Regions from separate parts of the Homo sapiens genome. Here region 2 is linked to region 1. A link is an interaction called in ENCODE POLR2A ChIA-PET data of the cell type or tissue named here. Cell type or tissue: OCI-LY7. All regions are shown on one strand. Links, peaks and the distances in the headings refer to the core of each region. The heading gives the core; the rest is flanking DNA.

Region 1 (5,374 bases), core at 1-5,000:
AGACTTGAAGTCATCACACCCCATACCAATAAAATCAGAATGTCTCAGTGTGGGAACCAGATCAGTTTGTTAGTTTGTTTGTTTATTCCAGCCTGGGTGACAGAGCAAGACCCTGTCCCAGAACACCGTGGTGTGATCTTGGCTCATTGCAACCTCCGCCTCCTGGGCTCAAGCAATTCTCCTGCCTCAATCTTCCAGTTAGCGGGGATTACAGGCACATGTCACCACGCTCGGCTAATTTTTATATTTTTAGTAGAGACGGGGGGTTTCACCATTTTGCCCAGGCTAGTCTCGAACTCCTGACCTCAAGTGATCCACCTGCCACGGCCTCCCAAAGTGCTGGGATTATAGGCATGAGCCACCATGCCCGGTCCCAGATCAGGAGTTTCTAAAGATTCTCAGGTGACTCCAATGTGCAGCAAGATTTCAGAATTACTGCCTAGGACATTCCAGTCATATTTCTCTTCCCACGCCTGTTTCCCCGGCTAGTCTATGAACTTCCCACAGGCTGTGTGGTAAATAAGCAGAAATTTTTTTTTTTTTTTTGAGACAGAGTCTCACTCTGTCACCCAGGCTGGAGTTCAGTGATGCCATCTTGACTCACTGCAACCTCCACCTCCTGAGTTCAAGCGATTCTCCTGCCTCAGCCTCCTGAGTAGCTGGGACTACAGGCGTGTGCCACCACACCAGCTAATTTTTTGTTGTTGTTGTTTTGTATTTTTAGTAGAGACAGGGTTTCATCGTGTTAGCCAGGATGGTCTCGATCTCCTAACCTTGTGATCCGCCCACCTCAGCCTCCCAAAGTGCTGGGATTACAGGTGTAAGCCTGAAATTTTTTTCTCATGGTTATGGAAGCTGAGAGTCCCGGATCAAGGTTCCGGCTGACTTGGTTTCTGGTGAGGGTACTCTTCCTGACTTGCAGACACCCCTTCCCGCCATGTCCTCCCATGGCCCTTCCTTGGTGTGTGCACACAAGAGAGAGAGGAAGCTCCCTGGTGTCTCCTTTTATAAGGTCACTAATCCAAGGAGATCAGGTCCCCACCCCAGGACCTCACTTAACTTTCATTACTTCCTATGGGCCCTATCTCCAGTCACATTGTGGGGTTAGGGCTTCGACATAGGAATTTTGAGGGACACATTGAGTCCCTAATGCCCTCCAAGAGCAGAGACCCTTTCTCTTGCACAGCAGCAGGCCCCGTCCTAGCATCCTCCCTGGTCATAGGCCCTCAGTGGGTGTTGATGGAACCCACAAGGCCTGTGTTGGCCTCATACACACACTCCTCATCCTCTAAGCAGAGTCGGAGGCGTGTTCCGAGATGCCTGAGAGGGTTGGTAGGTACCCGGGAGAAGGGTTGGCATGAGGCTGAAGACAGCCCTGTGGGATACCTCCCCTGTGGTGGGGAAGCCAGGCACCTCCCATGGAGACAGTCTATCTCTCGCTGGCTGGAAATGCACACGGGCCTTTGGGGCAAGGAAGTCCATTGGTGTAGCTACCATTTTGAAAAGGCACAGAATCCACAGGAAAGGGGGGGTCTCCGTGTGGTGAAAATATGGCCCCTGGAGTCAGACCCCCAGCACATCCCCAGCATTTTCAGTGTGTTTGTTTATGGTGGTGTGAAAGGAGGGACTGTCCCCTTGAAAAGCAAGGCCAGGGGAGCTGCAGAGAGGCTGAGACCTAGGCAGCAGTGGGGTCCCTTCCTAGGAGCCAGGAGGCATCCCTCCATCTCCTTAACCAGCCTCGGAGGAGCAGTTGCTTCAAAAGGTTGTAAAATGCTTATTAATCAGCTCTCCCTAGGGAAGCAGGTCAGCATCATTATCTGCATTAATAAATGACAAGTGAGGTTTCCAATGGCTGATTCACTTCCACAGCACAGCCGGGGCAGCAGTGGCCACAGAGGAGATGCCAGGAGTGCCACGTAGAGGAGCTCCCAAACCCCAGCGCCCAGTGAGGGCCACAGAAAGAACCCAGAGCATGCAGCCAGGAAACCTGGGCATTCGTCTGGGTTCCACCAACTCCCTGCACATCCTTGGGTGGGTTGCTCCACTTGCTCTTGAACGCTGTGGAACATTCCCTCTAGAACTTGGGGTTCCCATCTACGAAGCAGAAGAGGTTTGGATCAGAACTTTTCCCCTCTGACAGCTCACCTTCTCCTCTGGAGAATCTGCATGCAGGGAGTCTTCCTAGGGTGGACTGGGATGCCCTGAGGAACTCCAGCTGTCTTAGGTTCTGCACCCTGGGTGCAATGAGAGCTTTTTGGGTGAGCACTACTAGGTCAAGAAGGATTCAGGCCACTATATCAGGAAAAACACATCTCTACAAGGTGGTGGGAAAGTGGTGAAGCCTCTTGGGAAGAGGTGGGCAGTTATCGGGGATAGCTGGGGCAGCCCTGGGGCCTCCTCCAGCTTAGATGGGGCCTTCTGTAAACCATTTCTTGGGCCCTGGACACCAATTCTACAAGACATGGACTCTGCTCTGGATTTGAGGCTGGGCATGGTGGCTTACACCTGTAATCCCAGTGCTTTGGAAGCTGAGGCAGGAGGATCTCTTCAGGCCAGGAGTTTGAGACCAGCCTGGACAACATAGCAAGACTCCATCTCTACGAAAAAATTTAAAAGTTAGCTGCGGATGGTGGCACGTGCCTGTAATCCCAGCTACTGAGGAGGCTGAAGCAGGAGGATCGCTTGGGCCCAGGAATTCAAGGATGCAGTGAGATTGTGCCACTATACTCTAGCCTGGGCAACACAATGAGACCCCGTCTCTTAAAAAAAAAAGGCTGGATTTGGATCTGAATTGAATCTGAATTGTGCCCCCAGCCACCAGCCTCGACTAATGTCGATCTTGGCCAGGCTGAACATCTCCTCTCCCCAGATTCTTCATCTATATAATTGAAATAATAGTAGCTGCCTCCTGTGTTGCTGTGGGGGTTAAACGAGGTGAGAAGTGGAGAGCACTTAGTGTGGTCACAGACACCTGGTGAGCTGCTGGTGATGCTTTTCACTTCCTCTACTCTTTTTTGACACCTCTGGTTTTTTCCTTTCACGTCAAGCTTTGGGTGGCTCTTGCCTTTCTCTAAGAGAAACACGGAGCAGCTGATAAATTTGGTCCCAGGAATGTTAACGCTCAAGATACCCTCCCAGGGGAATCTGTTACAAGGAAATATGACCCAAAATCTAGAAAAGAGACAAAGATGATAACTGCATTGTTCAACAGGCCTGCCTGTGAGAATGTACCACTGTAACTTTGTTAGTTACTATTAATTAAAGGCACAGACTCTGTGAGGTTACTTGTTAACTTATGGATTCCTGTCCGGCAGAAAAAAATAACCCCAAGTTGACTTTATCAGCTGGCAGGACATTCATGCCCACAAATCACATGGGAATCCTGTTAAAATGCAGATTCTGATTCAATAGGCCTGGGGAGAGACCTAGACAATACAGTTCTTTTCTTTTTTCTTTCTTTTTTTTTTTTGAGATGGAGTTTCGCTCCTGTTTCCTGGGCTGGAGTGCAATGGCGTAATCTTAGCTCACTGCACCTCCATCTCCCGGGTTCAAGCAATTCTCCTGCCTCAGCCTCCCAAGTAGCTGGGATTACAGGCTCACACCACCATGCTCGGCTAATTTTTGTATTTTTAGTAGAGACAGGGTTTCGCCATGTTGGCCAGGCTGGTCTCGAACTCCTGACCTCAAGTGATCCACCTGCCTCAGCCTCCCAAAGTGCTGGGATTACAGGCGTGAGCCACCGCGCCCGGCTGACACTACAGTTCTAACACACTCCCAAGTGCTGTTGATGCTGATCGTCTGAGGTCCACACTTTGAGTAGCGAGGGCCTGGTCCACTAGGAATTCCCTTCTGAATCCTGGCAGGGGTTAAAATAAGATCATATGGACAGGGCAATGCCTCATCAACAGCAGCAGTCTCATCCTGGTGGGCTTTCAGGCACAGTGGCAGGCTAAGGGACAGCACTGGGGACTGACTGTTCTCTCTTAGCTCATGTACACTGACTCCTGGCCACCCCACTTAGGAAAAGCCCCAGCCACAATACCATGGCTTGTGAGTGTCTGGAAAGACCAAAGTGAGGAAGACTTCCTGGTGTTTTTCAGTCCTTTGGAAGCAAACTCTGCTGGTGAGCACAGGTATTTAATATGGTACCTGAACTTGGGCTGGTAAGTGGATATCACACGGCAGTTCTCTCACAAGCAGAGGCCCCCAAGCATCAGTGCATATCAACCACCTGTCCATTCAGTCATTCAGTAAACATACATGTGTACCCACTATGAGCCAGGCATCACTCCAGGTGCTGGAGACACAGCAGAGACTAAGAAGGACAAAGATCCTTCCTTCATAGGAATTTTATTCTAGCGAGAGTAGACAGACAAGAAGCCATAGATATAAGTAAATTATAGCGTATATTGGAGAAGCACTATAGATAAAGGAAAAGGTGAGCAGGTTAAGGGAGATAAAAGTGACAGAAGTGCAACGGGGCAGGCTGCAGTAGGGTGGTTAGGGTAGACCTCGATTTGAGTAGACTTGAAGGAAATAAGGGAGTTGGCCATGGGAATATCTTGGTGGGTGTGTGAGGGCTGTGGGGAGCAAATGCGAAGGCCCTGAGAAGTGAACACATGTGGGGTGTTGGAGGACCAGCTGGAAGCCAGTGTGTCTGGAGTACGAAAGAGACCACAGAAGTAACAGAGGGCGGGTGATTCCAGAACTCGAAGACCATGGTAAGGCCTGGGCTTTTATACTGAAATAAGTGGAGAGCCATGGCAGGGCTCGGAGCAGATGAGAGAGTTGGGATTTAGAAGGATCCTCTGCGCGCTGTGTGAAGGATGAATAGGGACCTTTTAAGGTGCAGAGGTATGAGTCCTATTCCAGAGTCTGGTTTAATGGGGCTCATATAGGTCTGGTAATCTACATTTGAGAAAGCTCCCGTGATTGGTTCTCTTGGAAATAGTCCATAGATGCAGCACCAGCCCTAGCACAGCGCCAGGTGGCCCATTCACAGTTTTCTATGCAAATGGTGCCAGTTACTGAGACTGCATTGTGAGTGACACCCCCTGCAGTCATGCACTGGGGTAGTCCTGCAGAGTCCACCCTGGAGGGCACCCCAACTTAAGTGCTTCCCAGCTACAGGAAGCAGGGTTCCCAGGTGCTTCTGCTGGCATGAACTTGAATGTACACACATAGGGTAGCAAGGGCTCCAGTTGGCTCCCAGCCAACGCCTTGAGTACTTCATCATCCTCAAAGGCCTGAGACAGAGCCTTTGTAGATTCCTGAACTATGAAGATGGAGGGAGCGGGGAACTGTCAATCTTCTCATCCTCTGTGGGACTAAATCTCCCATTGGCCAGATGAGCTCCAGGTATGTGTGGCATGCA
Region 2 (5,374 bases), core at 375-5,374, 110 kb after region 1:
TGCCTGATGTCAAAGCCTAGGCACAGTGACATGTTCCAAACAACTGTGAGAGGCCAGAGAAATTTCTAGAGATACAGCAGATCACTTTGGACAAGCTAGCTACTCTGAGGCTGCTTCCTCATTTGTAAAATAGATAGGTATAATAATGCCTACTATGTATGGCAGTGGTATTAGAGGTAAGATCTCTAAAAGACACCTAGCACAGCACCTGACACAACCTGGACACTTAAACATGCTATCTGTTATTATGATCACTTTCTCAACACATTCTGCCTTATATTTCAGGAGCTCAGGAGATGGACACCCCACATTCTTCAGGAGTGCAGGAAGCCAACAGGTGCAGGAGAAAGTGCAGAGGACCACCAACCAGGAGCTTGGGTTCTAGTCCCAGCTCCACCAGGTCCTGGCTATAGGACCTCAGGGAAGTCACTCAACCTCTTTGACCCTCAGCTTCATCTGTAAAATGTACATAAGAATAATAAGCAGGCTGCCTCCATCACTGGGCTGTGGCTCAGCGTAAATGAGGTTAGTTGTTGTTAAAGTGCTTTGTGAAGTGGAAAAGTGTTATCTAAATGTAAGGGGCTATTATCCTTACAATGATACAGATCTAGCATGAGTAGCTACATCACAGAGGGCGGAAACCAGCCTCCCTGTCCCCCTGGGAAAGACAGGACCAGAGGGAACAGGGGCAGCAGGTGAGTGCAGGTGATTAGAAAGAATGGGTTTTGGGAAGCCAAAGTGGCTGAACATTGGAATCGATGACTGCAGAAGGGATACCCCTAGGTCAGGGACACTGGACCACATCCATTTTTTTTTTTTTGAGATGGAGTCTGGCTCTGTCGCCCAGGCTGGAGTGCAGTGGCATAATCTCCACTCACTGCAACCTCCACCTCCCGGGTTCAAGTGATTCTCCTGCCTCAGCCTCCCAAGTAGCTGGGATTATAGGCACCCACCATCATGCTTAGCTAATTTTTGTATTTTTAGTGGAGACAGGGTTTCACCATGTTGGCCAGGCTGGTCTCGAACTCCTGACCTCAAGTGATCCACCCACCTCGGCCTCCCAAAGTGCTGGGATTACAGGTGTGAGCCACCATGCCTGGCATTCATTTCTTTCAAACTCTAGTAATATCAATAAATTAAAAAAATTCAGAGACAGGGTTGGCTACTTGTGGGATATCTTTCATGTTTGATCCTGGAAATACATCAGGTATGAATCTAAAGGGTCCTGTGTCTGTGGGGTCACAATTGCATCAGCAGCTCCCCAGTCCCCACCTATCTAGATAAACTCATTCAGAGATAATATCCACCTGTACATTTCAGGCCATGTAGAGGGCCTCCTAGTCTCCCATGGTAGGCTCTGGGGATGGGGGAGAAATAGATTTATCCTTTAAATTCTCACCTGAGGCTGGGCATGGTGGCTCACACCTATAATCCCAGCACTTTGGGAGGCTGAGGTGGTCAGAGGATCACTTGAGAGGATCATTTGAGACCAGCCTAGACAACAGGGTGAGATCCCAAAAAATGTTTTAAACGGGCAGGGCACATGCCTGTGGTCCCATATACTCTGAAGGCCGAGGCAGGAGGATTGCTAGAGCCCGGGAAGTTGAGGCTGCAGTGAGCCATGATCACGCCACCGCACTCCAGCCTGGGAAACAGAGCAAGACCCTGTCTCAAAAAATGATTCAATAACAAATAAAAAATATAAACTTGACCAGGTGCAGTGGGATGCACCTGTAATCCCAGCGCATTAGGAGGCTGAGCGGGGAGGATTGCTTGAGCCCAGGAGTTCCAAGCTGCAGTGAGATATGATCTCCAGCTTGGGTGACAGACGAACAGCCTGCCTCAAAACATATAAATAAATAAATAAATAAATAAATAAATAAAATTTATCAGCATAAGTTTCATCAAATTCAAGACATTTTGGTGAAAATGTGACTGCTATGTTCCTGGGCTATCTTTGGGGGGCAATAAAAATGTTCTGGAATTAGACAATAGTGATGGATAAACAACTTTGTAAATATACTAAAAACCACTGAAATGTTCATTTTAAAAAGGTTGACTTTGACTGGGCATGGTGGCTCATGCCTGTAATCCTAGCACTTTCGGAGTACGAGGCGGGCAGATCACGAGGTCAAAAGATCCAGACCATCCTGGCCAACATGGCAAAACCTTGTCTCTACGAAAAATACAAAAATTAGCTGGGTGTGGTGGCACACGCCTGTAGACCCAGCTACTCGGGAGGCTGAGGCTGGAGAATTGTTTGAACCCGGGAGGTGGAGGTTGCAGTGAGCCGAGATTGCGCCACTCCACTCCAGCTTGGAGACAGAGCGAGACTCCATCTCAAAAAAAAAAAAAAAAAAAAGGTTGACTTTTACAGTAGATAAGCATATCTCAATAAAGCTGTTACCAAAAAAAAGCAAGTTTTTAGAAAGTGTGAAAAAATTAGTTTAGTGAGCTTTTTTAGGGTTTTCTAGAGGTGAAGAATCCACACATACACAACCACACTCACACACATGCACATGCACACACACATTTTATTTCAAAAGAGCACAAAGGCAATTTTGTGCTGGTACTTTTGAAACCAGACAGTTATAGACTTTTTTTGGTTTTGTTTTTGTTTTTTTGAGACCAAGTCTCTCTCTGTCGCCTAGGCTGGAGTGCAGTGGCACTGCAACCTCCACCTCCCTGGGTTCAAGTGATCCTCCTGCCTCAGCCTCCCAAGTAGTAGCTGGGACCCGACGTGCACCATGATGCCTGGCTAATTTTTGTATTTTTGGTAGAGATGGGGTTTCACCATGCTGGCCAGGCTGGTCTTGAACTCTTGAGCTCTTGAGCTCAAGTGATCCACCTGCCTCAGCCTCCGAAAGTGCTGGGATTACAGGCATAAGCCATTGCACCTGGCCTGACTGTTGACTTTTAATTGAGGAAAAGGTGCAGGAGACACCAGAGGTCCTAATGGGAAAATCTAAAACCTCAGTTACCGAGGCAGGAGGATCACTTGAGTTCAGGAGTTTCAACATGGTGAAACCTTGTCTCTACTAAAAATACAAAAAAATTAACCGGGTGTGGTGGTGCGTGCCAGTAATCCCAGCTACTCGGGAGGCTGAGGCAGGAGAATCTCTTGAACCGGCGAGGCAGAGGTTGCAGTGAGCCGAGATCACACCACTGCACTCCAGCCTGGGCGACAGAACGAGACTCTGTCTCAGAATGAATGAATGAATAAATAAATAAATAAAAAACCTCGGCCATGGCTCATACCTGTAATCTCAGCACTTTGGGAGGCCAAGGTGGGCGGATCATGAGGTCAGGAGTTTGAGACCAGCCTGGCCAAGAGAATAGCCTGTCCAATATGGTGAAACCCTGTCTCTACTAAAAATACAAAAATTAGCCAGGCGTGGTGGCAGGCACCTGTAATCCCAGTTACTCGAGAGGCTGAGGCAGGATAATCGCTTTGAACCCAGGAGGCGGAGGTTGTAGTGAGCCAAAGATCACGCCATTGCACTCCAGCCTGGGCAACAGAGCAAGACTCTGACTCAAAACATAGTAATAATAAAAAATAAAACTGGCTAGGCGCAGTGGCTCACGCCTTTAATCCCAGCACTTTGGGAGGCCGAGGTGGGTGGATCATGAGGTCAGGAGATTGAGACCATCCTGGCTAACATGGTGAAATCCCGTCTCTAATGAAAATACAAAAAAATTAGCCAGGCATGGTGGCGGGTGCCTGTAGTCCCAGCTACTCGGGAGGCTGAGGCAGGAGAATAGTGTGAACCCGGGAGGTGGAGCTGGCAGTGAGTCGAGATCGCGCCACTGCACTCTAGCCTGGGCGGCAGAGCGAGACTCCATCTCAAATAATAATAATAATAATAATAATAATAATAAATAAATAAATAAATAAAACCTCAATTAATTTCAGTATGACTTTGTCAAGAGGCAATTATTTGCTAAGCACTTTATATGCTAACCAGATGAGGTAACATGGTTATTGCCACATTACAGATGAGGCTCAGAGAGCATAGGTAACTTGTCTGGGGTCACACAGCTTGTAAACGGCAGAGCTGGGACTCAAACCCAGTCTGTATGTTCCGAAACCTGTGCTCTGTTCACTTCCCCCAGGCTGCCTGGCAAAATAAATAAAAAGCACCTGTCCCCAAAACTTTCAAATTGTACTTTGGTTCCTTTATTTCATTTCATCCCATCTTTAGTCCTATCCTCTGTGTCTTTTTTTCTTTTTTTGAGATGGAGTCTTGCTCTGTTGCCCAGGCTGCAGTGCAGTGGCATGATCTCGGCTCACTGCAACCTCTGTCTCAAGGGTTCAAGCGATTCTCCAGCCTCAGTCTCCCAAGTAGCTGGGACTACAGGCATGCGCGACCGCGTCCGGCTAACTTTTTTTTTTTTTTTGTATTTTTGTAGAGATGGGGTTTCACCATGTTGGCTAGGCTGGTCTCGAACTCCTGACCTCAGGTGATCTGCCTACCTCGGCCTCCCAAAGTGCTGGGATTACAGGCGTGTGCCACTGCGCCCAGCTTAACTTTTTTGTGCCATCTTTACCCTTTGCTCTGGCCAGAAGGGACCCACCTCACTGTCCCCAGAACACCCCCAAAATTTGTAAATAAAGACAGTTCAAAGAGTGATGCACTTTATTTTTTAATTAATTAACTAACTTTTTTAGAGACAGGGTCTTTTTAGGCTGGAGTGCAGTGGCACAATCGTAGCTCACTATAGCCTTGAACTCCTGGGCTAAAGAGATCCTCCTGCCTTAGCCTCCTGAGTAGGTTGGGACTATAGGTGCACACCACCATGTCTGGATAATTTTTTATTTATTTTTATTTTTGTAGAAATGTGAGAGGAGGGTCTCGCTTTTTTATCCAGGCTGGTCTTGAACTCCTGGCTTCATGCCATCCTCTTACCTGAGCTTCCCAAATTGCTGAGATTATAGGTGTGAGTTACTGTGCCCCTACTGGACTGATGCACTTTATCAACCACACACTGTAAGCTCTACACAAATGTAAACTAGTATCTTCCCCTTTCCTTCCACTAGAAGTGTCTCTGTTGGCATGTCCAAAGTCTCAGAGTCTTTCAAGGTTAAACTCAGCCCTCTGCAACTCTGGCAGCTTCCAGATGGCAGGACAGGCAGGGGACTTTTTTTTCTGGATTCTTGGGGCACTCACCACAAAATCAGTACCATGTAATGCCCTGGCCTGCCCTGGGCTGTTGTAAGTTCTTTTGTCTATGTTCTTGCCAAGCACCTGTTTGACCCTCTGAGCAGTGAAGCAATAGCTGTTTTCCCCTCAACCTCTCTTACCCTTATTTCTCTCATTTGCAAAATGGGAATGATGGTAGCTATGTTGGCCTTACCCATGAGTGTCTTCCCAGT

The links. Peaks named below come from ENCODE experiments on the same cell type or tissue, not always from the same donor. Only the 100,000 strongest peaks of a DNase experiment are listed, where the experiment ranks them.
Region 2: POLR2A ChIA-PET joins it to region 1 with 16 read pairs; 5 of 35 experiments call an interaction of 5 or more read pairs at or near these places.

What each region holds. Positions count from the first base shown.
Region 1 is chr10:70,290,356-70,295,729 of GRCh38, forward strand. No RefSeq gene overlaps it. Among named protein-coding and RNA genes, the nearest start is that of NPFFR1, 9.0 kb to the left of the region's middle. RefSeq lists a silencer at 1,235-1,445 and an enhancer at 3,091-3,210. In OCI-LY7, for the core only: no CTCF peak of the experiment used is centred there; DNase peaks (open chromatin) are centred at 2,976 and 4,216; H3K4me3 peaks cover 474 bases; H3K27ac peaks cover 2,769 bases.
Region 2 is chr10:70,397,526-70,402,899 of GRCh38, forward strand. No RefSeq gene overlaps it. Among named protein-coding and RNA genes, the nearest start is that of EIF4EBP2, 3.9 kb to the right of the region's middle. In OCI-LY7, for the core only: no CTCF peak of the experiment used is centred there; no DNase peak of the experiment used is centred there.